Linked DNA regions of Homo sapiens: region 1 is linked to region 2. A link is an interaction called in ENCODE POLR2A ChIA-PET data of the cell type or tissue named here. Cell type or tissue: IMR-90. All regions are shown on one strand. Each heading gives the region's core, and the rest is flanking DNA. Links, peaks and the distances in the headings are about the cores only.

The links. Peaks named below come from ENCODE experiments on the same cell type or tissue, not always from the same donor. Only the 100,000 strongest peaks of a DNase experiment are listed, where the experiment ranks them.
Region 1: POLR2A ChIA-PET joins it to region 2 with 8 read pairs; 5 of 35 experiments call an interaction of 5 or more read pairs at or near these places.

The regions. Positions count from the first base shown.
Region 1 is chr16:29,907,106-29,911,471 of GRCh38, reverse strand. It overlaps KCTD13 (potassium channel tetramerization domain containing 13), which reads left to right. Exons shown (of 6, transcript NM_178863.5): 5 at 299-494; 6 at 4,364-4,366. It also overlaps a transcript of ASPHD1 not described here. Among named protein-coding and RNA genes, the nearest start is that of ASPHD1, 8.8 kb to the right of the region's middle. In IMR-90, for the core only: no CTCF peak of the experiment used is centred there; a DNase peak (open chromatin) is centred at 1,871.
Region 2 is chr16:29,772,842-29,777,226 of GRCh38, reverse strand. No RefSeq gene overlaps it. Among named protein-coding and RNA genes, the nearest start is that of ZG16, 3.2 kb to the left of the region's middle. RefSeq lists an enhancer at 1,165-1,459. In IMR-90, for the core only: no CTCF peak of the experiment used is centred there; no DNase peak of the experiment used is centred there.

The DNA of each region.
Region 1 (4,366 bases), core at 1-4,000, 130 kb before region 2:
TAACTTGCCTAGTGTCACCCAGTTAAAAAATGGGGACACCAGGACCCCCGGGGAGGTGGCCTGGCTCCCGGTCCCTCACTGGAGCTGCTGTGCTGTGCTGTGCTGGGATTTGCTCAGCGCATGTGGCTTCCCTTCTGAGACCCGTTTAGCCTGGCCCCAGGGGTGGAGGAGGCTCTCTGTTGAGCACCAAAGCCCTGGGCAGGAGCAGAGGACTGGGAATGCATCCAGGCCCGTCTTCTGGGGGTACAGAGGGAGGGGTGCCAACTGCGCTGAGGCCTCCTGGTCCCCTGGTCCCCAGCACTTCAGATGACAACCTACTTAAGAACATCGAGCTGTTCGACAAGCTGGCCCTGCGCTTCCACGGGCGGCTACTCTTCCTCAAGGATGTCCTGGGGGACGAGATCTGCTGCTGGTCTTTCTACGGGCAGGGCCGCAAAATCGCCGAGGTGTGCTGCACCTCCATTGTCTATGCTACGGAGAAGAAGCAGACCAAGGTCAGAGGGGCTCCAGAGCCTATGTTGGGGGCTGGGGGTGGCCAGGACCAGGACCCTGGACAAAAGCAGGTTGGCAGGGGAAGGAGCCCACCACCAGGAGGCAGGAGCCAGATCCTGGGGTCTGGGGTGCACAACAGTGGGCAAGCCACCCTATCCCTGTGGGTCTCTGTTTCTCTGTGAAATGGGGGTCACGGGTTAGAGCAGGGTGCTTAGCCTAGGCCTGTTGGATGGGTTTCAAGGCTGTTTGCAACTCCTGAAATGGGGGTGTATGCATTTTTCTGTATAGGGGGTCCATAGTTGCCATTAGAAACTCAGAAGGGGTGAGGCATAGTGGCTTACGCCTGTAACCCCAGGACTCTGGGAGGCCAAGGCAGGAGGATCACTTGAGCCCAGGAGTTCGAGACCAGCCTGGGCAACATCGTGGGACCTGATCTCTGTAAGAAGTCAAAAAATTTAGCCAGGTGTGGTGGCTTGGTGACATGATGGCATGCACCTGTAATCCCAGCTACTCAGGAAGCTAAGGCAGGAGGATTGCTTGAGCCCAGTAATTTATTTATTTATTATTATTATTATTATTATTTGAGATGGAGTCTCGTTGTGTCACCAGGCTGTAGTGCAGTGGCACAATCTCCGCTCACCGCAACCTCTACCTCCCAGGTTCAAGCGATTCTTCTGCCTCAGCCTCCCCAGTAGCTAGGACTACAGGCACGTGCCACCATGCCCAGCTAATTTTTGTATTTTTAGTAGAAACGGGGTTTCACCATGTTGGCCAGGATGGTCTCAATCTCTTGACCTCGTGATCCACCCACCTCAGCCTCCCAAAGTGCTGGGATTACAAGCGTGAGCCACTGCCCCCAGCCTATTTTTTTTTTTTTTTTTTTAGACAGAGTCTCACTCTGTTGCCCAAGCTGCAGTGCAATGGTGTGATCTCAGCTCACTTAACCTCTGCCTCCCAGATTCAAGTGATTCTCCTGCCTCAGCCTCCCAAGTAGCTGGCACTACAGGCACCCGCCTCCATGCCCGGCTAATTTTTGTATTTTTTAGTAGAGACTAAATGTAGTAGAGAAGTCTCTTTAGTAGAGACTTCGCCATGTTGGTCAGGCTGGTATTGAACCCCTGACCTCAAGTGATCTGCCCTCCTCGGCCTCCCAAAGTGCTTGGATTATAGGTGTGAGCCACCGGGCCCGCCCTAGCCCAGGAATTTGAGGCAGCAGGGAGCTATGATCATGCCACTGCACTCCATCCTAGGAGACAGAGTGAGCCCTAACTCTAATTAAAAAAAAAAAAAAGGGAAACTCAGAAAGGCCCATTGCCAAAAATAGATTCTTAAAACCTCAGAATCAGATGTCTCTTAGAACATCCTCTGAGTTTGTAGATCCTGAGTCATTAATGTGGCAATCATCAAGATATTCCCCAAGCCCCTGCTCTGTGCTAAGTACTGTACCGGGCTGGAAATCAAGGGGAATGAAGTGCTGAGCAAAATACAAGCCCTTCCTCATCTGGTCCCTTCCGAGCTTACTATGAGCCACATGCCTCAGGTACACCACAGTCATCACAAGTCTCTAAGCACTCAGTGCTATTTCTTACCTCTTACCTCTGCACACACTGTTGCCTCTTGGAATTCTTTCCTTCTATCTGCCTAATGAACTTGTACTTAATCTTAAGACTCAAGCTAAGCATCACTTTCTTTGGGTCACCTTCACTCATGAACTTTCAATCCAGCAACCCCAAAGTTGGTCACACTCCCTTCATAGCTAAAGACAGTGTTTTATCATGTGTGGTGGAGGGGAGGGGGTTTGCATCAGCAGCGAGGTGTTAGTTCCTTGAGGGCAGGGCCATGTCTTTTTCTTTCCTATCTCCCATTAGCTGGGCCCTTTTCACACAGTGGAAGCTAGGAAACATTTATTGAATGAATGAATGAATGAATCAGTGACCCAGCTTCCAAGAAACATCCTCTGATTGGGAAGATAGGAAGATAAACCAATAATTAGAGTGCATGGCTCACACCTGTAATCCCAATACTTTAGGAGGCTGAGGCAGGGGACCATTAAGGCCAGGAGTTTGAGGCCAGCCTGGGCAACACAGCAAGACCCCATCTCTACAAAAAATAAAAAAAAATTAACTGGACATAGTGGTACACCCAGGTACTCAGGAAGCTGAGGTGGGAGGATCACTTGAGCCCGGGAGGTTGAGGCTGCAGGGATACATGATCACACCACTGCACTCCAGCCTAGGCAACAGAGTGAGATCTTGTCTTAGAAACAAACAAACAACGATTAAAAAAAAAAAAAAAAGGCCGGGCATGGTGGCTCACACCTGTAATCCCAGCACTTTGGGAGGCTGAGGCGGGCAGATCACGAGGTCAGGAGTTCGAGACCAGCCTGTACAACATGGTGAAACCCTGTCTCTACTAAAAATCCAAAAATTAGCTGGGCATAATGGCACATGCCTGTAATCCCAGCTACTCCGGGAGGTTGAAGCAGGAAAATCGCTTGAACTTGGGAAGTGGAGGTTGCAGTGAGCTGAGATTGTGCCATTGCGCTCCAGCCTGGGTGACAGAGCAAGACTCTGTCTCAGGAAAAAATAAAAAATAAAAATAAAAAATTAAAAAAACAGTTTGCTAAGAGCTGTGTTAGATGCTTCCAAGGCCACACAAGGGAACACCCCAGTCACCTCTTCGACTTCATCCCTTTCCATTCCCTCTCATCTCTGCCTCAATTGCATTGGCCTCCCTTTTGATCTTCCAGTAAGACACTGGGTGCACTCCTGACCCACAGCTCTCACGCTGGCCCTGGCCCTCCCCAGGCTGCTCTTTCTGCTCTGTGTGCCTTGTCCCCTCCCCCACTCCTTTGGTCAAATATCACCTTCTCAGTGAGGCCTTCCCTGGAGTCCTTCTTAAAGTTGTAACACTCCTGGCTCTGGCTATCACATCCCCTTTTCCTGATGTATCTCTTTTCCTGATGTATCTCTTTCTCTCTCTCTCTCTTTTTTTTTTTTTAATAGATGAGGTCTTGCTACATTGCCCAGGCTGGCTTTGAACTTGAACTCCTGGGCTCTAACGATGTTCCTGCCTTAGCCTCCCAATGTGCTGGGATTACAGTCAGGAGACACCACACCCAGCTTATATCGTTTCCTAAACATCATCATTTGACTGCATTTATATTTTATTTTATTTATTTATTTATTTATTTTGAGATGGGGTCTCACTGTCACCCAGGTTGGAGTGCAGTGGTACAATCTTGGCTCACTGCAACCTCCACCTCCCATGCTCAGGTGATCCTCCCACCTCAGTCTCCCGAGTAGCTGGGAACACAGGTGTGGGCCACCACACCTAGCTAATTTTTTGTATTTTTGGTAGAGATGGGGTTACACCATGTTGCCCAGACTAGACTCAAACTCCTGGCCTCAAGCTGTCCTCCCACCTTGGCCTCCCAAAGTGCTGGGATTACAGGCCTGAGTCACTGCGCCAGGCTAGTTTATATTTTCTTAAGTGTATGACTGAGTCCTCCCACTAGAATGTAACCTCCTGAGGACAGAACTCTTGTTTTGTTCACTGCTATTTTTGCAGTGCCTAGAACAATACCTGGTGCAGTGCACTCACTCAGTATTTGTCAAATGAAAAAATATACCAAGAGGCTAGGCAGGGAAGGAGATGAAGGAGAGAAAACAAATAATTCTGCCTGCCTGACTTCAGAGCTGAGCCTTGAAGTATGACTTTGCTGAGTAAAGGAGTGGCAGAGAGGCCAGGCCAGGCCCAAGGACCTGACTGCAGGGCTAGGAGGTGTGTTGGTGCAGGGGCCCTAGGCAGGGGGATGGCCCTGCGTGACTGCACCAGAAGGAAGGAGCTGGGGCCGGCTGGCCTTTTGCAGGTG
Region 2 (4,385 bases), core at 154-4,153:
GAGACTCCATCTCAAAAAAAAAAAAAAAAAAAACAAAAGAATCGTATAGCAAGACTGGGTGCAGTGGCTCATGCCTGTAATCCCGGCACTTTGAGAGGTCAAAGCAGGAGGACTGCTTAAGCTCAGGAGTTCAGGACCAACATGGGCAACATAGGGAGATCTCGTCTCTACAAAAAATAAAACAATTAGCCAGGCATGGTGGTGCACACCTGTGATCCCAGCTAGTCAGGAGGCTGAGGCAAGAGGATCACTTGAGCTGAGGAGGTCAAAGTTGCAGTGAGCCATGATCGAAACATCAAGTCTCAAAAAAAGGAAAAAAAAAAAAAGAATTGTATAGTGGACACTTATATAACCACTGTATAGATTCTACTATGGTTAATATTTTGCTGTAATTGCTTTTTTTTCTTTCTTCTTTTTGGAGACACAGTCTTGCTCTATCCCTCAGGCTGGAGGGCAGTGGCGCGATCTCGGCTCACTATAATCTCTGCTTCCCAGGTTCAAGCGATTCTCCTGCCTCAGCCTCCCGAGTAGCTGGGATTACAGGCATGCGCCACCACGCCCAGCTAATTTTTGTAATTTTAGTAGAGACAGGGTTTCGCCATGTTTGCCAGGATGGTCTCGATCTCTTGACCTCGTGATCCGCCCACCTCGGCCTCCCAAAGTGCTGGGATTACAGGCGTGAGCCACTGTGCCTGGCCTGCATTTTTTTTTCTATCCACTCATCTATTTATCCCCAATATGCCAAACACTTCCCAAACCATTTCTCTCTGAGAAGGATGACTGGGGCTGCAGGTGCACAGTGAACACGTGCCTATTGCCCCACAGGAAACAGAGTCAGTCCAATGGGAAGTGCAAAGCTAAGGATCCGAAGGTCTACAGGTGTTCCTCTGGGGGTAATTCTGGGCTTTGGGCCCTCAAGTCTCCTGGGTACCATGGCTGAATCTTCCTGGGGCTGTAGGCCGCCCAGGGCCATTGCTTCTTTCTTAGGTCTGTAACACCCCCAGGGGTGATGTCATAGTTTTTTTTTTCTCTGTATGCCCTTCATTTTCAGGACTGATTCCTCTCTGCCTAAAATCCCTAAGACTGACTCCAGGGACCTAGTGCCTGACCCCTCCTGGACTGGCCCTCTGACCTCTCTGAATCAGGAGGTCCAAGAAGAGGGAAGGATGGAGGACCAGAAGGGGCTGGAATAAGTGCTCTCAATTATAAATGACTAGTCAGGCATTCAGAGCACCCCACCCCTCACAGGTTTACCATCTGGGGCCAATGACTCATCCCAGATAGCAAAGGCAGTCCCGCCTGAGGATCTGGAAATGGGGGGAATCCAGGGTGGTGAGTTCTGGGAGTGAAACAGAACAGCAGCCAAAGATTCCACGTTCACTCCTCCCTTCCCCTCTCTTTTTCTCCAAGGTCAGTGTCAGCACATCCTGCTACTATAACTTTCACCTCATTCCAGCCATTTTGTTTTGTGTCTCTCTCCCTCTCTCTTTCCTGGTGACTCTCCTTCCCTTTATGTCTTCATCTTTCCCTGCTCTGGGGAGGATTTTTCTTTCTTTCTTTCTTTCTTTTTTTTTAGATGGAGTCTTGCTCTGTTGCCAGGCTGGAGTGCAGTGGCGCGATCTCGACTCACTTCAACCTCTGCCTCCAGGGTTCAAGCAATTCCCCTGCCTCAGCCTCCTGAGTAGCTGGGACTACAGGTGCGCACCACCACACCCAGATAATTTTTTCTATTTTACTAGAGATGGGGTTTCACCATGTTGGCCAGGATGGTCTCAATCTCCTGACCTTGTGATCCACCTTCCTCAGCCCCCCAAAGTGCTAGGATTATAGGCGTGAGCCACCACACCCGGCCTTTTTTTCTTTTTTCTTTTTTTTTTTGAGATAGATTCTCGCTCTGTCACCCAGGCTGGAGTGCAGTGGCCTGATCTCAGCTTACTGCAACCTCTGCCTCCAGGGTTCAAGCGATTCTCCTGCTTCAGCCTCCGGAGTAGCTAGAATTACAGGCACCCACCACCATGCCTGGCTAATTTTTGTATTTTTAGTAAAGATGGGGTTTCACCATGTTGGCCAGGCTGGTCTTGAAATGACCTCAGGTGATCCACCCACCTTGGCCTCCCAAAGTGCGGGAATTACAGGCGTGAGCCACCATGCCTGGCCTAAGGGGTTTTTTTTTATATTCCTTCCCTCCATGCCTTTTTCCTTCTGCCTCTTCTTTCCTTGTCCCTACATCTCTCCCAAGCTCTCTCTCTAGCTCTTTCTCCTCTCTAATCCTTGCTTGTCTTCTTCTGTTTAGGGACAGACCACCCCTAGTCTGTGACCAAACACAGGAAGTCAAAGATGGCAGCTCAGAGAGGTCGAGATGGGCACCTTGGAAGAACGCCCTCATGTTCCCAGGCATGACACATCCAGGACCCTCAGGACAGAGGCACCCACATTTGCCACAGCTCCACTCCGTTGCACCCACCCTGCCTGTATGGAGATCCAGCATCTCCTCCATTGCCGAAGACTGCTTCTTGTTCCACTATAGCAAGTCCTCAGTCTCCAGAGTGCAAGAGATGCTTTCCTATGATGGGAGGGGTCTCAAGGCCCATTTTCTGTCCATCCCAGAAACAAGGAAAGCTGCCCTATCGCTAATGCTGGCACCTCTAGGGTGCACTCTCATGTGGGGACTGAGGCAGAAGGAAGAACGTGAAGGCAGTGAGACACCAGGCCCCCATCTCTGCTTCTGCCTTATCAGATCCTGTTTGAGCCACTTTACATTTAACCCACGTGCCAGCTGTGGGCCTACCTGCCCCTTTTAAACTCTAGATGAAGTTGCCTTAAACCTCATCCCGTTCCCGGGCCTGCACGCGTGAATGTCCAAAGCCCTTCCAGAGCTTTCTGCTACTAAACAGAAAGCAACTCAACACATGTTTTTTTGTTTGTTTTTGTTTTTTGTTTGCTTGTTTTTTTTTTTTTTTTCAAGATGGGGTCTTGCTCTGCTGCCCTTTCTTGGCTCACTGCAACTTCCACCTCCCGGGTTCAGGCGATTCTCCTGCCTCAGCCTCCCAAGTAGCTGGGATTACAGACATCCACCACCACGCCTTGCTAATTTTTGTATTTTTAGTAGAGACAGGGTTTCACCATGTTGGCCAGACTTGTTTCTAACTCTGACCTCTTGATCCACCCTCAGCCTCCCAAAGTGCTAGGATTACAGGCGTGAGCCACTGTGCCCGGCTCAACACGTTTATCAAGCATCTCTACATTGGAGGTACCATTCTAGACGCTGAAGAGACAGCAATGAAGAAAAGAGTCAACAGCCGACCTCAAGGAGCTGTAGGGCCAAGGGAAAGCTTCCTTTCTGCTCTCTAGCCCTATAAAGGCTCCCCAAAAAGGAACTGACAATTGGCAAATTAATAGGAGAAAAATGTGTACAAAATTTATGTCACATGTACAAGCATAAGGAAACCACAGGAGAACGATGACCTAATAACCCAACGTGGTCCAGATGCTTATGTAGCTGCCTTCTTCACAGGGGAGGGGAAATGGGGGTGCAGCAATGTTGAGAGGTAGTATGTGATTTTGTGGGGAAATGAATGGGGCCAGGTGCAGTGGCTCACACACCTGTAATCCCAGCACTTTGGGAGCCCGAGGCGGATGGATCACTTGAGGTCAGGAGTTTGAGATCAGCCTGACCAACATGGTGAAACCCCGTCTCTACTAAAAAATACAAAAATCAGCCAGGTGTTGTGGCACATGCATGTAATCCCAGCTACTTGGGAGGCTGAGGCAGGAGAATCGCTTGAACCAGGGAAGTGGAGGTTGCAGTGAGCCGAGATTGCACCATTGCACTCCAGCCTGGGCAACAAAAGCAGAACTCCGTTTCAAAAAAATAGCCGGGCGCAGTGGCTCACGCCTGTAATCCCAGCACTTTGGGAGGCCGAGGCGGGCGGATCATGAGGTCAGGAGATCAAGGCCATCCTGGCTAATGGTGAAACCCCATCTCTACTAAAAACACACACAAAAAAATTAGCTGGGCACGGTAGCGGGTGCCTGTAATCCCAGCTACTCGGGAGGCTGAGGCAGAAGAATCGCTTGAACCCGGGAGGCAGAGGCTGCAGTGAGCAGAGATCACACCATTGCAGTCCAGCCTGGGCCACAGAGCGAGACTCCGTCTCAAAAAAAAAAAAAAAATTAGCTGGGCATAGTGGTGCACACCTGCAGTCTCAGTGCTTGGAGGACTGAGGTCAGAGGATTGCTTGAGCCTAGGATTTTGAGGCTGCAGAGAGTTATGATCATGCCATTGCACTCCAGCCTGGGTGACAGAGCGAGACTCCGTCTCAAAATAAATAAATAAATAAACAAAAAAAAAATATTTTAAAAGGAGAAATGAATGGACCCGAAAG